Linked DNA regions of Homo sapiens: regions 1 and 2 are each linked to region 3. Evidence: chromatin contacts called from ENCODE Hi-C or POLR2A ChIA-PET data. All regions are on one chromosome and are shown on one strand. The core of a region is the stretch at or near the end of the contact, and the rest is flanking DNA. Distances in the headings are between cores, read along the strand shown. Region 1 holds the start of IBA57-DT (IBA57 divergent transcript). Region 2 has its middle 110 kb from the start of FBXO28. Region 3 holds the start of SDE2 (spliceosome associated SDE2).

What was found. Hi-C counts contacts between places; a loop is a spot of excess contacts on that map. ChIA-PET counts read pairs that join two places held with the same protein, here RNA polymerase II (POLR2A). Pooled maps may share reads with other maps.
Region 1: a map of naive thymus-derived CD4-positive, alpha-beta T cell shows a loop between it and region 3 (10-fold over the local background). The contact joins the promoter of IBA57-DT here to the promoter of SDE2 in region 3. A Hi-C loop is called at or near these places in 1 of 168 maps with a recorded cell type or tissue (naive thymus-derived CD4-positive, alpha-beta T cell), 1 of 37 single-sample maps with no recorded cell type and 9 of 50 pooled maps.
Region 2: a loop to region 3 is called in a map of CD4-positive, alpha-beta memory T cell, with 14 times the contacts of the local background. The contact joins the enhancer-like site here to the promoter of SDE2 in region 3. A Hi-C loop is called at or near these places in 1 of 168 maps with a recorded cell type or tissue (CD4-positive, alpha-beta memory T cell) and 8 of 50 pooled maps. POLR2A ChIA-PET finds 5 or more read pairs at or near these places in 1 of 52 experiments (RWPE1).

What each region holds. Positions count from the first base shown.
Region 1 is chr1:228,164,053-228,166,936 of GRCh38, forward strand. It overlaps IBA57-DT (IBA57 divergent transcript), which reads right to left and starts at 1,460. Exons shown (of 2, transcript NR_103540.1): 1 at 1,422-1,460; 2 at 34-440. IBA57 (iron-sulfur cluster assembly factor IBA57) reads left to right here and starts at 1,752. Exons shown (of 3, transcript NM_001010867.4): 1 at 1,752-2,105. The coding sequence starts at 1,765. LOC124904534 (a long non-coding RNA gene) reads left to right here. Exons shown (of 2, transcript XR_007066913.1): 2 at 98-1,130. RefSeq lists an enhancer at 1,337-2,239 and a silencer at 1,344-2,383.
Region 2 is chr1:223,997,978-224,001,021 of GRCh38, forward strand. It overlaps the pseudogene SEPTIN7P13. Among named protein-coding and RNA genes, the nearest start is that of FBXO28, 110 kb to the right of the region's middle. Within about 2 kb of position 1,299, at least 3 of the 41 ENCODE cell types and tissues checked have a DNase peak (open chromatin) inside an H3K27ac peak, as active enhancers do.
Region 3 is chr1:225,997,754-226,000,783 of GRCh38, forward strand. It overlaps SDE2 (spliceosome associated SDE2), which reads right to left and starts at 1,590. Exons shown (of 7, transcript NM_152608.4): 1 at 1,440-1,590. The coding sequence starts at 1,559. RefSeq lists enhancers at 1,445-1,554, 2,075-2,224, 2,245-2,344, 2,425-2,474 and a silencer at 1,615-1,894.

The DNA of each region.
Region 1 (2,884 bases), core at 210-2,709, 2.2 Mb after region 3:
AGGCCGCCAGGCAGGGCCCCACACCACATGATGCGCCTTGGTGCAGTCTTCCTCACTGATGTTACTACGCATCATGAGGAATTTTTTTATTCAACAGATACAAAGACCTCTGCTTGCTGGGACTCTGCACCATAAGGACACATTGAGTAAGTCTTCTTTGGTGCTTTGAGTGGAGGGCAGTGGAGAGGGGAATGTCAACAGGGTGCATGGGCCCCAGGAGGCCAGCAAGGCAGGGATGGCTTGGACCAGGGCAGTCAGACTCTAGGGCTGAAGGCTGCTGGGGCCACCTTGTAGATGTGTCACCTACTACCAGGGAAAGTGGCCACTGTACAGGGCTGCTCAGCAGGGGGTATGGGACATCACTCCTCGAGAAAGCACGGTGGGGTGGATATGTCATAGCAGTGTGTGGTTCCTGCCTAAATTGTCCTCTGTGAGTTCAGCTGTGAAGAGAGGACGAGAGTTATTGGAAGGACGTCCTGTGGTCTGGAAGGACGTCCTGTGGGAGGACAGGCTGGGCTCCAGGGGAGCTTGGAATCCTGCACTGAAGAGGACTATAGACACATGATGGGGGTGACCCTGGCCTGAAAAAAGCAGAAGTTACCAAGGATGTGATTTGAAGCTGTGATTGTGTCTCATCATGTCACACTGATTAGGGGTGCGGAGGGGTTGTGGGCTGGATGGTGCCTGTCCTTATCCGTGGAGACACTTGGGGATGGAGCCTCCTGCCACCTGCAGCTGAAGTCCCAATGGTCCAGCAAATGAAAAAAATGACACAACAGCCACACGTGGACGCTGGCGAACTGGTAGGAAAGAGGAAGCGGCCGGGTGCGGTAGCTCACGCCTGTAATCCCAGCACTTTGGGAGGCCAAAGCCGGTGAATCGCTTGAGCCTAGGAGTTTGAGACCAGCCTGGACAACATGGGGAGACCATTTCTACAAAAAAAATACAAAAATTAGCTGGTGTGGTGGCTAGCGCCTGTAGTTCCAGCTACTCAAGAGGCTGAGGAGGGAGGACTGCCTGAGCTCTGGAGCTTGAGGCCAGCCTGGGCAACATAACCAAGACCCTGTCTTTACAAAAAATAAAAATAAAAATAAAAATAAAAATAAAATGCTGATACATGCTAGACCGTGGATGGACTTTGAGAATACTATGCTGAGTGAAATAAGCCGTCGCAAACGACAAATCCCGTAGGATTCTGCTCCTGTGAGGTCCCTAGAGGAGGCACGCTCATGGAGCCAGAAGGTACAATGGGAGCTCCAGGGCCTCGGGAGTGGGTGTTTAACAGGGAGTTTCAGGTTGGGAGGATGAAGAGGTTCTCGAGATGAGTGACGGTGCCCGACATGGGTGGGTGAAAACGAGGAAGGCCACCGAATGGGACATGGGATGGCGCTTAAGAGGCCGGCAGAAACCTCGTTACCTACCGAGGGTGGAGCCTGCGTGCTGACGGATAGGCCGAGTCCCCGCCCCGAAACACACCCCGCGCACGATGCTCCGCCCCACACGCATGCCCCACCCACCCAGCAGGCACGCTCGCCCCGCCCGCCCCTTCCAGCTCGGGAGGCCCTGCTCCTCACGCACGCACTCTCAGTCGGCCTCAACCGGCGCTGCTCCGCCCCTCAGGCACGCACGTTCCGTTCACCCCTCACGCACGCACTCTGCGCCCGCCCCTTCCCGCCTCCCTCCGGCGGCCACCGCCAGGGGCCGCTGTGGCACCCGCCCCTCCCGCTTCCTTGGGCCCTTCCCGCTGCCCCACTCTTGTCCAAGATGGCGACCGCGGCGCTGCTTCGAGGCGCCACTCCGGGGCGCGGCGGCCCGGTCTGGCGCTGGCGGCTGCGCGCGGCCCCAAGGTGCCGCCTGGCCCACAGCTCCTGCAGTCCTGGTGGCGACCCAACGGCCGGAGCGGCCTGGGCCTGCTTCCGGCTGGACGGGCGCACCCTGCTGCGCGTGCGTGGCCCCGACGCGGCGCCCTTCCTGCTAGGGCTGCTGACCAATGAACTGCCGCTTCCGAGTCCTGCGGCCGCGGGGGCCCCGCCTGCTGCGCGCGCGGGCTACGCCCACTTCCTGAACGTGCAGGGCCGGACGCTCTATGACGTCATCTTGTACGGGTGAGCGCGTGCTGGGAGGGCGCTCGGGGGCGGGCACCCAGGGGAGTGGCCAGGGACCGGCACCCAGGGACAGGGCGGGCGCCCGGGGCCTGCAGAGGGCGTGGGGGGTGGGCACCCGGGGAGGGCCGGGATGGGGTGGAAGCTCAAGGGTGGGTGGGCCAGCGACTGGCACTCAGGGTCAGGCACCCAGGAGATTCCACTTGGGATGGACACCCAGGGGAAGCTCACCCAGGGCCCAGCACCCGGGGGAGGGCACCCAGAGGAGGGCTTGGCTCAACACCCAGGGATGGGTCAGCGACTCATCCAGGGGAGGCCTGGGGGCCAGCCCACCATATCAGAGCAGAGGCGTCTCTAGGTGGGCACCTCCCAAGTGGGCCATCTGGTGACCCTTCTCCCTCCGCAGGGACAAGGGGTTCAGGGGCCCCGCCTGGTGGCAGAGCTGTGTTTCTGAGTGACAGCTTGTGGTGACACTCCCGAGTTCTGTTTACCTTGTGTTTCCCTGTGTCTCCCCATAGCTGGTCACATTGGCATTTGGCTCAGTCATCTGTGCTGACATCACGACTGTCAGTGATGTTCATGCCGGGTCAGGGCCTTGACTGCTTACAGCCTTGGGTTTCCCTTGCCCAGCTTCCAGGGACCTGGATCCCTGAAACCTCCGCCCGGTGGAGTGGATCTGGTTCGCGGCCGCCTGCCTGCTGTCCCTGCTATGGCGGACCCGGTTCTTGTTCTCTTCAGCTTACTCCTGTGTTTTGGTTTCAGGGGATGGACACCTTTTTAAT
Region 2 (3,044 bases), core at 49-2,548, 2.0 Mb before region 3:
TGAGTTTATTTTATTTGATTTCTAGTGAGGTTGAACATGTCTTGTACTCAATAACTGTTCAGATTTCATTAAAGTCTTTTGGTAATCTTAATATTTTCTGTCATTTTCTTGCTGATTTATAGGAGTTTGAAAAATCTAATAATCCCCTACATTTTAGATATTGCAGACATTTTCTCCCCAGGTGAGCATCTGTTAAAGATGTGACATGCCCTCAATTTATTTTAGAATTCTTACATTGGCTTAGCTTCAAAATAAATTGCCTAAACCCATTTTACCTTCCTTTAAAGTAACACTTCAAAAATATCCTCTTCTGTTGTGAATATCTTCCCGGAAACTCTCTTTATCTTGAAAACAAAGGGGTAATGGAGGTACTAGAGAATATCTCTAGTAGGATTTTTAAGACAGGCCTGTGCACCACTGTTAAATATCTTTTCTGTACCAAAAAGAAGACCTGTAACATTTGAGAACCAGATTGATCCTTAGTAGAATCCTGTAGAAGTCCTCTTTCCTGATTGAACCATAGAGGTGTATTCCTTTATATACTGAAAACTAGCTGAAGATAATCTAAACTCTTGTGCCCAGTTAGGAAAGAACATGCCATATTATGGACAGGGTCAGAGTCATTCAAGAAGCCTGAATATAGTTAGAAAATGAGAATGTAATCTTTTTAATAGTTGGCTGGCTCTTTACCAAGCCCAGTAGTCTTGAAGATATAGGGGAAATAGTGTAAACGGTTGTCAAGATGAATCTAAAATGGAAATTAATCAGTTCCCTAGAATAGATTGAGAAATTAGCTTTAGGAAAAAGATAAATTTCACACACACTGTACCATGGAAGGTACAGTGCTGATTCAGACAGACTGGGAATGGTCTCATTTTTAAGTGGTGATGTGAGGTACTTCACTGAGCATTGTGACAGGCACGGGCTTGGGAAGAGCCTATTAGGAAATGGGAGAGGCATGAGACTAAGGAGCACATAAGAGTAATATTAGCAGAGAAATTCTTTTTGAGGTTGAAGGTCATGAATTTTATGGTATAGGAATAGAAAGAGGGGTTAATCCAGAATGGGATTTGAGTTGGAAAGGGAAAGAAATAAAGGTTTTGGGAAGGAGGTTGCTAATAGAAAATGAGAGGGGCAAGGGATTTGAGGTCTCAGTAAGGAGACAGGGATATGAGGAGTGGAGAGGTTCAGAATAGAAAGCCAAATTAGAGTTTTGGGATCAACTTTCTTCTCAGTAAAGTAGTCCTGGGTCTTCGTGAGAAGGAAGTATTCTTCAGGCATAACTGTTCTACTATTGGTTACTTCCTCTTTCATTGTCTTGTGGAACACGATGAAACATTTAAGATGATATTCATCTTTTGAGCCAATAAATAAGGGAAATAGATAGTTTTTGTGTTTGAGCTAAGTGGAGTATCTCAGGCCATTCCAATGTCTTCAGAGTTTTGGCTGTAATGCTACCTCTTGAGCAAGTGTAGGTAGAGGTAAGCTCTTGACAGAAAATTTTAACCCTCTCTTCAAAATGTTATATGCTTAATTAAATAACTTCTTAATTTACCTTAATAAATGGCGTATAAACATTAAGTTAGAAAAGGTTAGTGTATATGAAGCTGTATAATCAACATTGTTTGACTTTTTTTCCTCAGATTGTAAAACTGAAAACTCAGTATACTAATACTCTTGTATACTGTATACACTCAGTATTAGAAAATGAGTACCTTTGATTTCTGGAATCTCGGATGCCAAAAGAGGTCTCAATAGATGAATTATACATAGATGATTCATAGACGATAGTTTTAGTTTTATTTATTTTTCAGGGAAAAACATTTGACAATGTTCTTGATTCATTTTTTTGGTATTAAATTATGCAGCTAATCTTAGAGAACCCTGAGTGATGCCATAAAAGATGTTGATGTGGCCTGCTTAAGGAAAGTGCACGGGAAAGTGGCCATTTGGAATAGATTTGTTAAGAAAAGTTTGAAATTCTTGGACTCGAACTAATTTGTTTTCCATGGATCCCATGAGGATACTTGTAAAAGCAGATGATAGGGTCCAGTTGGATCCTGTGAATGGCACTAGTTTGCAGTTATGTTTTCTGGATCTCTTCCATATGTCGCTGACTTCTTTGTATTTGACCATGTATGGACATACAGAATTTCATAGGCCAGAGAAGAAAAGAAGCTTTATAAACATTCCTTATGTGTGTAAAATACAAATCTTCATTTGTCTTAGCAAGTCAATAAGTAATTAAGTTGTTGAACTGATTTTTTTTTTAAACAGGGAAATATCTTAAAATTTAAGCTGTTAGGTTAAAATGTGTGTTTGGTATACAGCATATTACTGAAGGTAGAATGGGCTTCATTTGGTAATAAAGGAACCAGAAATATTTTTAAGTAAAATTGGGAGATGATTCATGTAGATTAACTATATTTTTGTATCACTTTCTAGAATACAGTACTATGTTGTTTAAAAGAGTAAGTAGGTAAAGGAGTGGTATAATTACTTTGGATATTTCTGCGTCAGCCACAGTTACCATGAATAAATGATCTGTCTTTATAAAGGAGATGGAAGTGAATTCAAGATATTGAGATGTTAGATTTGACTGGGTTGTCCTTTGACTAGAAGATCACCAGATAAAGAAAATGTAAACTTCCTAAACCAGATAAGATGATATTGTTAAAAAATTTTTTTGGCCCAGCACTTTGGGAGGCTGAAATGGGAAGATTGCTTGAACCCAGGAGTTTGAAGCTGCAGTAAGCTATGATCTACCATGCACTCCAGCCTGGGCAACAGAGTGAGACCCTGACTAAAAAAAAAAATTTTTTTTCCTTTGGTTCTCATGATTTCACACTGATGAATCTGATTGTTTTCTCTGAGTCATTTTGCCTCTCTCATGTTATTAGGGTAACCTGATAATAGACATGTTATCTGAGTTATGTGGTATGTAACAGTGATCTTCTAAATGATGTGCATCCATCACTGATACTGAGGATGATCAGAAACTATTACAACTCTTATTTATTGATCTTTACTTTTAATCTACAGAT
Region 3 (3,030 bases), core at 340-2,839:
AAATTCTTTTTTCCAACATACCTCATGATTAAGATCCTATTTTTTCTGGTTTCACTTTGGATCAATTGTCAGCAAGTTTGAAAACTGTACTCATAGGCCGGGAGGAGTGGCTCAAGCCTGTAATCCCAGCACTTTGTGAGGCTGAGGTGGGCGGATCACCCGAGGTCAGGAGTTCAAGACCTGGCCAACGTGGTGAAACCCCGTCTCTACTAAAAATACAAAAATTAGCCAGGCATGGTGGCGGGCGACTGCAATCCCAGCTATTTGGGAGGCTGAGGCAGGAGAACCGCTTGAACTCAGCGAGGCGGAGGTTGCAGTGGGCCGAGATCACGCCATTGCACTCCAGCCCGGGCAACGGGAGTCAAACTCCGTCGGGGGTGGGGGAGGGGGAGAAAAGAACACTGTACTCATGAAATAAGAATTATTTTCAAAGGAATTAGAATGCAATTATTTTCATGGTCAAAAACAGTTGTGCTTACAGTTTTTAGACTGGATTACAGAGCAGGAAGGAAAACATGGAAAGTGAAAAACCGTATTATTTGCAAACACACATTGCTTCTTCACGGAATCGATCCAAGTCTCTTAAAATTTTGGTCTAGACTGCAGTGTTAACATTTGTTAAGCTTATAAATAGTAAGCAGAGGAAATAGCCGAGGAAAGCACGGATGAGGTGCGGAAAGAACAGAGTTCTAGATCAAGTGCCAACATTAAAATTAGATTCAGGGAAACCACTAAATTCTTTTGACAACTGAACAGGTTTAATATCTTATAGCTGGTAAAAGCTTACTTACTTGAAAGTTCAGTAAAAGCTCACGTGTAACTCTGGAAGTCCCTGGTAGGTTTTCACAAATATGCACGGACAAATGAGACCATCAAATTAATAGTGAACACTTCTACGTAACAGGCCCTAAGAACCCAGGCCCTCAACAGGACACACGTGTGAATGCTTGGTCACAACGACTGACCAGAAGAATCAATTTTCCTTCCCAATCATCCTTTGGCCTGGGTTTGGATATGACATACTTCTCTAGGCTGGGGCTAACAAGGCTGTGTGATGAGTGGACAAAATACACGTCACATAACCATAGTAAGAAGGTGAAGACTGGAGCCTTAAAAATCAGCCGGCCCAACTGCCAGAAGACCATTATATTTACGGATAAAGAAAGAGAAACAAAGTATTTGTAACTGTGAGCGGGACTAAGTGCCTGTAACAGTTTTTTTCTCCCTCTTGGTGGGAAGGCAAAACCACCACCACAAAAGAAAAGCAAAGGAAGGTCTCAGTAACAATTCGAAGCACCTTAACACTGAGGAACTCTCAGCCTCAACGAGTGAAAACCCCAGAGAATAAACGTACCCCCGCCCCGGACAGACCTACTCCGCACCCAGCGCTGCCACCTGTCTGCCTCTTTCTCCTTCCTAACAGGAACCGAAATCCTCACCTGATCTTGGCAGTGCCGGTGGATAAAATCCCGGACGGTGCACCGACCCGAGGCACACCGCACCGCCTTGCACCCGAAGCCAGGGCCGCGAATCCACACCAGCGCCGCGGCCTCCGCCATGTCACCGACTACCCGAACCTCAAGCCTCTCTGAGACACCAGGCGCCGCAACTCGCCCGGCGCCTCTTGATGACGCGAGCATCTTCCAACGCCCCGCCCCTCACGCTTCCGTTCACCCCTCCCCTCCCCTGGGGCGGGTCAAGTGAGCCGGGCGGCGGGGCGGTGCGGGCTGGGGGAGGGGAACAGGAAAGGCCTGGCGGAGGCAGATAAGGCGGCAGAGCACGGGGCGAGGCGTTGCTAGGAGAAGTTGCTAGGGCGGGGCTCGAGGGACCGGCTATAAAAGGCTGGCGCTGGGTTAGGTTTCGAGCTTCCTGGCCGTAAGCGATAAGGCTTTAACTGAGAACCACCTTGTGCTGTAGGCTTTGGCCCTTTTCCTCACATCTGTGTAGTTATTTTTGGGTCGCGGAGAATTGTGGCCCGAGAAGGCTCTGCTCCTTGAGAGTGTGGGGAGAGAAGCTGCAGTCCCGGAAGCGGTTTTAGGGGGCCGCTTCCTTGGCCTAGAGGAGCTCCCCAACCCGAGGGGGCAAGGGAAACGACCCCCAGGAGGCCCCTAAACAGTGGCCGGCGTGGTTTCTCCTCCAGCTTTACAGAGCCTTCTCTTCCCCTCCAGAAACAGCCAACCTCCGGGTTTCTGCCTGCCACGCACGGTTTATTCTTATTTCCGCCTGTTTGTGCACTGCGTTATCTCCACTTCAGCTCTGTTTTCAAAATATTTCACAGCAAGTGGGCTCTTGTGAAAGGCAGTGACAGGAGTGACGTTTATAGTCATGCTGCTTCAAAAAACCCTACCATAACTTTTATTCTGCACCATGGAAACACACTCGGACAGATTTGCATAACGTAACCTTAAGGCTCAGGGAATCCGAAAGAGTCCCTTAATATTTAACAGAATGAGATTATGGTATTTCTAAAACCCTGAACAATTCAAAAGCCACCAGTGTGAAGATAGGAAGGTTATTTGGAGATATCTGTGCCTGCTAAACACAAATGCATCGGCCCACAGAATTGCCTTCTCTGCTGTTAAAATGCTTGGCAAATGGAACTCCTAGCTGAGGGGGTAACAACAAAAAATTCAGAAATCGTTTAGCGGTGGCAGTATGTGCGAAAATGGAATTTCAAGGCCTGGGAAGTTAATAGATTCAGTGGTCTTTATTTCACACACGAGGGAAAGTTGGGGAGAGAAAGGGCCTCCATGGGGATGCCAGTAGATAAATAAAAATTACAAAAAAAAAAATAATAAAGATAGATTGTACTGGCCGGGCGCGGTGGCTCATGCCTGTAATCCAGCACTTTGGGAGACTGAGGCGGGCGGATCTCGAGGTCAGGAGTTCGAAACCAGCCTCACCAACATGGTGAAACCCCATCTCTACTAAAAATACAATAATTAGCCGGGCGTGGTGGTGCGCGTCTGTAATCCCAGCTATTCAGGAGGCTGAGGCAGGAGAATCGCTTGAACCCGGGAGGCAGAGGTT